Linked DNA regions of Mus musculus: region 1 is linked to region 2. Evidence: chromatin contacts called from ENCODE Hi-C data. All regions are on one chromosome and are shown on one strand. The core of a region is the stretch at or near the end of the contact, and the rest is flanking DNA. Distances in the headings are between cores, read along the strand shown.

Region 1 (5,248 bases), core at 1,318-3,817, 7.4 Mb before region 2:
AGCAACCTCAGCATACACTGACCAAATTAGCTCTACTGAAACTCAAGAATCGCACCAAAACCTGTTCAAGAAACGGAGGGCAACATAGTTTTACAATGCTGGGGATTGTTGTGAAATTAAGGTTAACATACAGTGCAGACATAGAAATAAAATGAAAGAATGTGCACGTTTGGATGCTCTGCTTCCTAATGGTTTGCATCGTAATAATGTTTGGCTGTAAAAGTAAATTAGAAGACTCTCTGGGAAAGCGTAAATCTGAAGCCCTGAAAAGGACCACATTCATTCTGTCTTCATACTAGAGCTTACTTTTCCGGGGGTGGGGGGGTGGGGGGTGGATCATAAGCTAAGTCACCACCAGCAAGTCTATTTCTGTTCTACACAATTCCGACAACAGGCAGGCTGGAGCCCAGTTCTAGCAAGACAGCTTTGTGACTCTGAGACTATACTCTGAGAGCTGCCTGTTCAAGTCCCAGACTTTGCCTAAGCGACCTTGGGCTCAGGAAGCTCCCAAGCCTCAGTTTCCCACCAACTGAGCAGTAGCTGGGGAGATAGGTTCATCACATGAAGTTAATGGTCAAACACGTGAGACTTACGAAGAGGGCTTATGGAGTTTAGCTACTGGGAGATTCAGTGGCCCACCTATTCTAAACCTTCTCTCTACAATGAAGTCCAGATAAAGCACAGAGGATGCCACTCCCAAGCCCCCCCCACCTCTCTCTCTCTCTCTCTCTCTCTCTCTCTCTCTCTCTCTCTCTCTCTCGGAACAGACAACGCACCACTTCCTAAGGTCACCACCACCGCTCTGCCAAATGCTGTACACTCTAGGCAAACCCTCAACTTCTCAGTGAGCTGGGGGTTCATACGAAAATGGGAGAACCAACTGCCTGAGATGTCTCAGTAACAGAATGAGTCACTCGCTGCTTTAGAAACAGAGGGAAATGTCAAGGTTGCCAGAGAACCCCATGCAGATGTTCGCATAAATCATGTTCAAGCGATCACCCAGCCAAAGCTAGAGGACACTATTAAGACGTCACTGGGCAAGAGGAGTTCCATTTATATATTTCGTGCAAAGAGAAAACTCTGAAAATGGGGTTGGGGGGAGAAAGGTACATTTAACTCCAAAATTAGAGAGCATGTGGGACAAAGCTCAGATCTCCCGGGCCCTGGCTGCCAGTTTACTCCAGCCTTTGCACAAGGCCGGTGCAAACTCCCAAGTTCAAAATTTAAAGGCAGCAGAGAGCATGTGTTATATATTTTCTCTCTGTGCTCTATAGGGGAAGCAGAAGCTGTAAACATTTGGAAACATCTGTCTGTGGCCAGCTTTTTATTTCCACACTTCTAAAAGAAAAAAATACTTCTAGTGCTGTGTACTAATGACAGAATCCGCAAGTCCTCGTTCCGATTTCATTAAATTCCCACCAAGCCATTGACCCTGGCATATCAGAAGAAATGGCAAGGGCTATTTCCAGTCATTTAAACTGTCATATTAAAAGAAAAAAAAAGGCAAAACATCAGCCTTATTCGGGTAGGTTGTAGATTGCTCTGGTCAACTAGTTGTTAGCTTGTCAACACTTGGATTCTTCGGATTTCTCCACACATCTGCTTCTACTAAAATGTATGTGTGTCAACAGAGAAAAGCCGTAAAGGCCACTCTCAATTGCTACGTGGTCACCTCCCACACAGAACCTATTGCATCCATTTCTTGTTATTTGCTAGTAACTTTTCCTGAAAGACTTCGGGTGGGTCGTTTGTTCAACTCCTCTGCCAGCTGGACCACCCCGCAGAGAACTGAGCGCCGCACAGCTTCCAGTGAGAGAATAACAGGCGCTTCCCCACTCTGCTCCAAACCAACCCGAGGTAACAGCTGAAGCATGACGACACTAAAATCAACCCTACTATCCATATCTCAAAGGGCTGCAACAGGAAATAAACTTTTTTATCTCTTAAGAGACAGTGAAAGGGAAAGGGGTCAGAAACAGAAATCTGCCTAGGTGGGCTGTGTTTAATCAATTTCCGCGCCTCGGTGCGTTCAGGGATCTGGGCGGCCTCTGGCAGCTTTAACCCTGAGCTAGCTTAGGGGCGACACTCACACCGGTTCCCCACCAGCAGGTGGCCGAGCCCACTTCCACAGGCCCGGGTGCAAATGTGGGAATATGTCCTCTTTTGCCCGGTGCCAAGGCTGCCACCGCATGACGCCCAGCACTTTGCAAACTCAGCGGTCCGAAACCTCAGCAAGCCGGATGAGGCTCTGCCGGTCGTCGGGTGCGGCCTCACCCTGCCCCGGTGCCGAGAAGTGCGAGCCCCGGGACCAGCCCTCCAGCTTGCGCCCGCCACCAGGTGCTTACCTGCGGAAAGGAGCCCTCCTGGCGCGGGCCCCGAGGGTAGTCCAAGTGACCCCTGTCCAGCATCAGGTAGAGTGAGAAGATTACGACGCAGAAGATCGCGCTGCCAAACACGGTGAACTGGCGACTTAACTTCATTTTCCTCGATGGACTCGGGGCCAGGACGCGGTCCTCACCCGAAGGAGGCAGAAGACTGAGGACTCCAGCCGGCGATCGCCGAGGGCTCCCTGCTCCCGGCCGCACACCCTTCGCGCGCTACGGCGCGGGTCCCGGCTGCGCTCCGCACCTCGTCTCCGGAGCCACCACGCGCCCTCGGCCTACGCCCTGGCCCGCTGCCCTCCCCAAGGCCGGCCGTCCCTGCAAGGCAGACTCCTGGAGAGCAAGGCAAAGGTCCCCACAAACTTGCTTTCCTGCAGGATAGCGCTACCCGGTAGGGCGGTCGGAGCAGTCAGAGGAGAGGTCTCTGCCCGACTTCCTGCCACGGGCCGGCACGACTGAGTCGGCAGGAAAAGTTTTCTCGACAAGGGCAGGCGTGTCCTCCGCGCCCAGAGAACGCGCGGGTTCCGCGGCTCCGGGGCCGAGTGTGCGGCGCTGGGAGCAAGGAGCGCGCGGAAGAAGGAACTGGACCTGGAGGCGCCGTGCCCCACAACTTAGCGCCGGGACACCCAGGCCCACCCCCGCCACACCGCCCCCGCGTGCCCGCCGAAGAACCCCTTCCTGCCGCGGCTACTGCGGGGGCCCGACCCGGGTGCACCCTGTGCGCCGGAGCGCTGCAATCCAGGACTTTCCTCGGCGTGTGCGTCCGATCCCCGGCCTCTCCCGGCCCCCGCCGCCCCTACCTTCCCCCTCGCGGGCCCGGGCTGCACGCGGAGGGCGCAGGGGGCGGGCAGCGCCGGGAGGAGGCAAGCCGAGGGAGGAGGAGAGGACCGTCCCCGGAGAGGAGCCCGCTCCAGCTGCAGCCGTGGAGCACCCCCTCCTTCCCGCCCCGAGAACGCGGAGATGGCGGCGGCAGCCGCGAAAGGAAGAGCCGGTTCCCCAGCGCCACTCGGCGCTCCTGTACCGCCCGCCACGAGCCGGAGGAGACGGCGGCGGCGGCAGCGGCGGCGGCGCAGCGGCCGTTGGGTCAATAGGCGCCCGCAGCCCTGGAGCTGGGCAGCCGGCTGGCCCCGCCCCCTCCCGACGCGCCGGGATGAGGGGGCGGGCCCCCTGGCGCCCAATCACAGCGCGCCGCCCGCCAGGCCCGCCCAGCGCCTGCCTCACTGGGCCCTGACAGTAGGAAGACCTCAAGAGGCTTCAGTGACAAGGGAGGCGGCTTTGCAGGAATTGAGGCCAGCAGAGAGGTGCCTCCAGGGCTCCAGCAGCCTAAGGTCCAGAGCGACAGTGGTTCATTCCCCAGATTCCATCCTCTTGTCGCGTCTTCTATCCTGGAACGCCCAGATCAGCCTGCCTTGGAAGGGTCTGTGCAGGGCTGGAAGGGGAGGTAGACAAGAAATCTGAGGAGCCTAAAAAGGACTCATCTTTTCCTCTTGCTTTTGGCGACATCCTGGTGAAACCAGGGGAAAAGGGAGGCTGACAAAGCCTCTTGTAGGCAGATGTAGACATCTGGCGACAAAATCTAGTAAGAGGGGGATCTAAGAAATGCCTGTACCCACTATTGAATTATGGTCTCAAGCTCCAAATTCGCCCTTTTCCACTACTCTGTGAAAATGAATCTGGGCCTTTTAAGGAGGTTTCTCTTCACCCTTCTGGGACACTGTGTCAGTAGAGGGTGCTGAAGAGACATTACAGGAAATAAAGGAACTTGCTTCCTGGTTCTAGTACATCTGATAAGCAGTTTCTCCTAGCATTCCTGACTTTTTCAAGTACAGAGCTCCCCCCTGGCCAACAGTTCTGTAATGGTGTTGGTCGTGGATACTTTCCTGGCACCCTGTTAACAATGTATAGCAAGTTCGGGAACAGTATCAGAGTGATGCCTGCTCTTCAATTAACCATACTGCTGTCTCCATAAGGTCTGTCTCTTAGCCCTTGACTGGATGGGAAACCCATCTTTTGGGGGCCCTTTATCAGTCCAAGAGGTAACTATAAGCCCTGCTCTCCACAGTTGCTGTCTATAGTCTTTCTGGTTTTCTTCTTGCTAGGAAATTCTTGGTTATTTAACTCCCTATTAAAGTTAAGAATTAGTTTTACTAAGCCCTCCGTGTCCAGGAAGTAGTCCCAAGAGAGACCCATAAAGACGGATTTAAAGGTCAGATCGGTTGACTTTCGCCTCAAGCTCCTTGCCAACGGAAAATAGAATGATAATTTGGGTCATGAAGAGCATCACAGTTAATTAAGCCATCACCTGTGGTTGATTCTGATGACGTGCCAATGGAGCGAGTACATGGGGACTAGGTGACATCAACGAAAGTGACTAAATAACAATGGTGGTGGTAGGCATTGGAGTGCTTGCGAATGCTTATAAGAAAAATGGCAAGTCCCTGTCTATCAGCTATCCTTAAGGTATGAGGATCAAAGCGATTCCTCTTGTAGCAAGGAGAATTCTATAACTGAAGATCAAATGTTCTACTTTGGTTTTAGAGCCACTGAACTTATTGTTACTATTGAATTCTCAGACATGGCAAGGTTTTTTGTTTTTGTTTTTGTTTTTGTTTTTCCTTCCTCTAAAAAGTTGATGGGTTAACTTGTGATTGATAAAATCCTAAAATTTGGAATGAGTTAGCCAAGGCTAGGACTAGCAGTTCTGTTCTCTGTGACCCATCCCATCCCCAGCACAGACTTGTACAGTCAGACTAAGTCTCCCTTGCCAAGCGAAGCAGGGTGTCATTCTGTGGCTAAGCAGACCAGGTTTCCTTTGCTTAAAACCCTTGTCGTTTTGGACTGGAGAGATGGCTTAGTGGTTAAGGACA
Region 2 (4,972 bases), core at 311-2,810:
GAACTCAGGAATGCCAGTGCAGGGAAGGCCCAGTCTACAGTGAGCACGGCCTCCCACAAGCCAATCTGTTGGGGGTGTTTTCTCCATTGAAGTTTCCTCTTCCAAAATGAATGTAGCTTGTGTCAAATTGACACTGGCCAGCACAGACCATGAGAGACTAGAGAACGCTTCCAGGCAGATCCTCTATGGAGTATCAGATACTCCGGGCTGCTGAGTAATTTGCACAGTTCCAGGAATGGACCTGAGTTGGGCAACAGCAAAGAGATGAAGAAACGACAAACACAGACATCCAGGAATCCTGGGGTCATGTGATCTGGGCCTTCTGCACACGAGTTCTCTTAGCACGTTATTATATAGAGTCGAGTGGAGAAGTGGGGTTATTGCCTACCACTGAAAAAGGCAACTTATTACATACAGTTAAGCAAGGAGGCAGGGTTTATATGCACAATGGGATGGGGAAGGCAGGTTGAGTTAGTCTCCATAAGAACTGTCCCTGGAAGGGAGCTATGTTCATGCGTCAGCACTCAAGGGGGAGGATGGTGAACACATTCTACACACACTGGCGACATGCACATCCATGCGTGGACCAGAAGAGAAGGCTATGTTTCCCTCTGGGTCTGAGGCTCTGGAGTTGTTGACAAGCTCATGTCAACAGCACACATCCCTTCAGCACCTCACAGACCTGGGCTTCCTCTGAAGGGCTCTGTTGCTGAGGCAGGTGGATGGGTGGGTCCTGCAGGGGGACAGGAGTCTCAGCAGTACTTCCCCTGGAACCCTGGTTAGAGAAGCCATGAATCAGCAGCGTGGCAGAGCACTGGGGTTCTGTGGTCACAGCATTGCCAGCCCTGTGTCAAGACAAACACTACAGCATGGGGGCCATTGACATTGAGAAGGGGCGCTGGTGAGTCTTCTAACTGAACCCCCAAGTCCTCAGTATCTGGGAGGGTGTCTGATGGGGGTAAGGTCCAAGCTGAAGATTTGGGGACAAGGTGGTATCTGAAAATCTACCCCAGCACCGTCTCCAGTGGACACACATATGAACACATCTGAGGTTCATGTGTGCATGTGCTAATAGATGATAGACACTGTAGTGTGTGTGTGTGTGTGTGTCCATATATGGACCTGCACACACATCAGGAAATGCCTGTGTGCTTGTTCCAGCACTTGCAGACACATATCAGAACATCTACACCTGTGTGCACACATCCACGAACCGTGCATCTGTACAAGCACCTGCACCCATATGCACAGACTAAAGCAAACACAGAGGCCTCTGCTTGTCAGCGCGTGCAAATGCAGGTGCGGTGCAAGATGCTTGCATGGAACCCACAGAAGCTCCTCTGAGGGAAACAAAAGCCACCAAGTACATCGGAGCAGGGGCTGCCCCATCCATCCCACCTGAGTCACATTTTCTGGAAAGTGTGAGCTATGGTGGCCTCAGTGAGAGTGATCGACCGGGGGCTGGGCCTTCTGGGGGCACAGGAAGAAGAGGAGGTACGTGAGGAAAGGGGAGGCACCAGACTTCAGCTTTAAAGTGAGTCCTAGGGGTGACAGGAACCTTTTGCAGTTTGCACAGCCCGAGCGTGTTGGGCAATTGTGGTTTCCTCCGGAGAGGAGGAACTCAGGCTTGCCAACCCTTTCCCTGGGCTTCGGAGCCTCAGCTGCTCTGGCATGGAGAGTGTGGTACAGCCTTCAGTGTTTGTGGTGGATGGACAGACGGACATCCCATTCAGGCGGCTGGAACAGAACCACCGGAGACGGCGCTGTGGCACTGTCCAGGTCAGCCTGGCCCTGGTGCTGCTGCTAGGTGCTGGGCTGGCCACTCAGGGCTGGTTTCTCCTGAGACTGCATCAACGTCTTGGAGACATAGTAGCTCATCTGCCAGTAAGTGGGGCTTGGGGAACCAGCGAGTCTTCTCCAGTACCTGTCCCTTTATGGTTGTGTATTGTGTGCTAGAACCCAGGGCTTCGGTTAGCCTGTCTCTCTGACCCTCAGTCTTCTCATCTTTACATGAGGATCTGATACACGTGCAGTGCCCGGCAGTTTCCTTGGGATTCACCTACTCGGTTGTTGTTTCCAGCCCAAACCTTTGTCCACCACTGGCTTCATGGTCACCCTGCTTCACTCGCAGCTCTCTCATGTGCTTGCTCACTGTTCCTTTCAGACAAGCCATGGGTGTGTCACAGTATGCTCCCGAGTCTTTGCCTATATTTTCTTTTTAAGTTTTTTTTTTTAATTACATTTACTTATTTAGTGTGTAGACATGAAAAAGTATGCATGTGCCGCAGCATGTATGTGGAACACCTCTATGGAATCACTTCTCTGTGCCTTCCTTTGTGGAGGGTCCTAGGGACTGAACTCAGGTAGCCAGGCTTGGCAGCAAGCACTTTTACCGCCTGAGCCCTCTCACCGGCCCTCAACTATCCAAAAACCTCGAAAACAGTTCCGAAACAATTCTAGTCTCAAGCATTTCAGACACTCGACTTGACTAGTTAATTCCTCATCCCAGCACTTGGGCAGGGGAGGCAGAAGACTGAGGGAGTTCAAGGTCATCCTAGGCTATTTAGCAAGTCTGAGGCCAGACTGGGCTACATGAGAGCCTATCTTGGAAATACAACAGATCTAATTAGGTGTGTGCCCCTCCCCCTGCATCTGTGTGTATGTATGTGATATGTGCATGTGTGGCTCTGCATACATGTCCATGGGTGGTGTCTGTGGCCATGGCCAGACAGTCTCATCACCACATACCAGTGAGACTCGGAGCGGCATGTCCTTACCAAACATCCCTGTCTGCATTTCAGGATGGAGGCAAAGGCTCCTGGGAGAAGCTGATACAAGGTGAGTTTGGGCCCCAGTCCCTTTGAAGCAGGTGGAATGGTTTCCGCTCAGCACCTCCCCACACCAACTCTGGGTCATCACCCAGTGTCACATTGTAGGCCTCGCAGGTGCCCCTCCCCCAGGGCCAGAGAAGCAGAAATCTGGGTCCAAAAGGGACAGAGCCTGACACAGGTAGCCTCAATTGATGTGTGAGAAACTTCGGGTACACACACACTGAGACATGCGTGCACACACACACATACACACACACACACACACACACAATCCTCTTTTTGTCTCTAACCTTTGACTCTCTTCCTCAGATCAACGATCTCACCAGGCCAACCCAGCAGCACATCTTACAGGTGAGAGGGACCCCAGATCTTCACACGGAATGGGGTTTAGCATGTCCTGGGAGACTCAGATCTTTATAAGTTAGAGCACTCGTTTATGCATTCATTTAGTGTGTCTTTAAATTTTTTTTGACATTTACTTCTTTTTATTCATTTATTATTGCACATGTGCATGCCATAGTGTAGAGGTCAGAAAACTCTCAGGGGAACGATTCTTTCCTTCCACCTTTTGGCCTCCGTGTACTGATCTCAGCCATCAGGCTTGGCTCTAAGTACCTTTACTCTCTGCGCCATCTTGCCGGTCACTTTTTTTTTTCTCAGTGTTTACTAAAAAACAGCCCAGAGAAGAGCCACAGGGAGCCATGTAAAGTCAACTCTTCACCCTGCTAGTCATGGGGACACATCCCAAGGTCCTTGGAGGCCTCAGAAGATGTTGGGACTCAGACCTACCACAGTTTATATTTGTTTGTTTGTTTGGTTGGTTGGTTGGTTGGTTGGTTGGTTGGTTGATTGGTTGGTTGGTTTTGGTTTTGGAGACAGGGTCTCTCTGTGTAGCTTGGGCTGCCTGGGTAGACCTGCCTCTGTCCTGAGTACTGGAATTAACAGGAATTAACGACGTGGGCCACTACACCCAGCTGTATATACTGGTTTTTCTTTTGGCATAGACAGTTTAATTTATAATTTAACAAGTAAGAAACTAACAAGAATACACATAAAGTATGCTGTAATTAAAAACTATTTTTGAAACATGATGTGGGAGATAGGGAGGTGGCTCCATGTGCAAATTGCTAGCCACTTTTGACTCAACATCTGAGCCAAAAGCCAAACACACACTCCCGTGACAGTTACAGAGGCAGATTCAGACAGACACACACTCCTGTGACAGTCATGGAGACAGAGACAGGCAGAGAGGTCCCTAGGACCTGCTGTCCAGCAGCCTTGACAAACAGGGGACTTCCAGGGTCAATAAGAGACTCTGCCTCAAAACTAAGGTGGACAGAGGTTGAAACTGAGGAAGTTGCCTGGTTTTGACTTCTGGGCACACACACACACACACACACACATATATATAACACATACATCACACACATATACACAAACATACAGTCACACACACTTTTTGAGATAGAGTCTCATGTAGCCTAAACTGGCCTTGAACTCTTGATCCTCCAGACTCGACGTCCCAAGATCTGGATGTCACCACTACACCTGATTTATTTGGTACTGGGGCTGGAATGTACAGCCTTCGGCATGCTGGGCGAGTGTTCCACCTCCTAAATCCTAACCCCATTTAAAAAAAATTTTTTTGACATTTCACTAGGAAGCTTCAATACCTTGTGCCTCAGTTTCCTCTTTGGTATTCAAGTGACTTTGCTCCTCAGTGCTTCAGTGTCTACCCTTGCAGAAGGAGATGGGAATGAACGGAGTTAAGACACAACCACCAAATTACTTTGCTTGCTTTCCTGTATCTCAGTTTCTTCCCCCTGCAAGATAGGAATGGGCTGAGTCAACCCAGACAAGCAGCCTACTATGGTGGTGAAACCAGAGGGAACTAGCATAAGGTCACACAGAAAGGGTGGGCACAATGCTAACCGTGCTGACGGGTTATCTTTCTCTCTCCTTTCCTCCCAGGAGCCAACGCCAGCTTGATAGGTATTGGTGGACCTCTGTTATGGGAGACACGACTTGGCCTGGCCTTCTTGAGGGGCTTGACGTATCATGATGGGGCCCTGGTGACCATGGAGCCCGGTTACTACTATGTGTACTCCAAAGTGCAGCTGAGCGGCGTGGGCTGCCCCCAG

The links. Hi-C counts contacts between places; a loop is a spot of excess contacts on that map.
Region 1: a loop to region 2 is called in a map of regulatory T cell, with 9 times the contacts of the local background. The contact joins the promoter of Man2a1 here to the promoter of Tnfsf14 in region 2. A Hi-C loop is called at or near these places in 2 of 37 maps with a recorded cell type or tissue (T-helper 1 cell and regulatory T cell).

Annotation. Positions count from the first base shown.
Region 1 is chr17:64,598,968-64,604,215 of GRCm38, reverse strand. It overlaps Man2a1 (mannosidase 2, alpha 1), which reads right to left and starts at 2,567. Exons shown (of 22, transcript NM_008549.2): 1 at 2,346-2,567. The coding sequence starts at 2,480.
Region 2 is chr17:57,190,769-57,195,740 of GRCm38, reverse strand. Tnfsf14 (tumor necrosis factor (ligand) superfamily, member 14) reads left to right here and starts at 1,560. Exons shown (of 4, transcript NM_019418.3): 1 at 1,560-1,884; 2 at 2,802-2,838; 3 at 3,141-3,182; 4 at 4,803-4,972. The coding sequence starts at 1,672.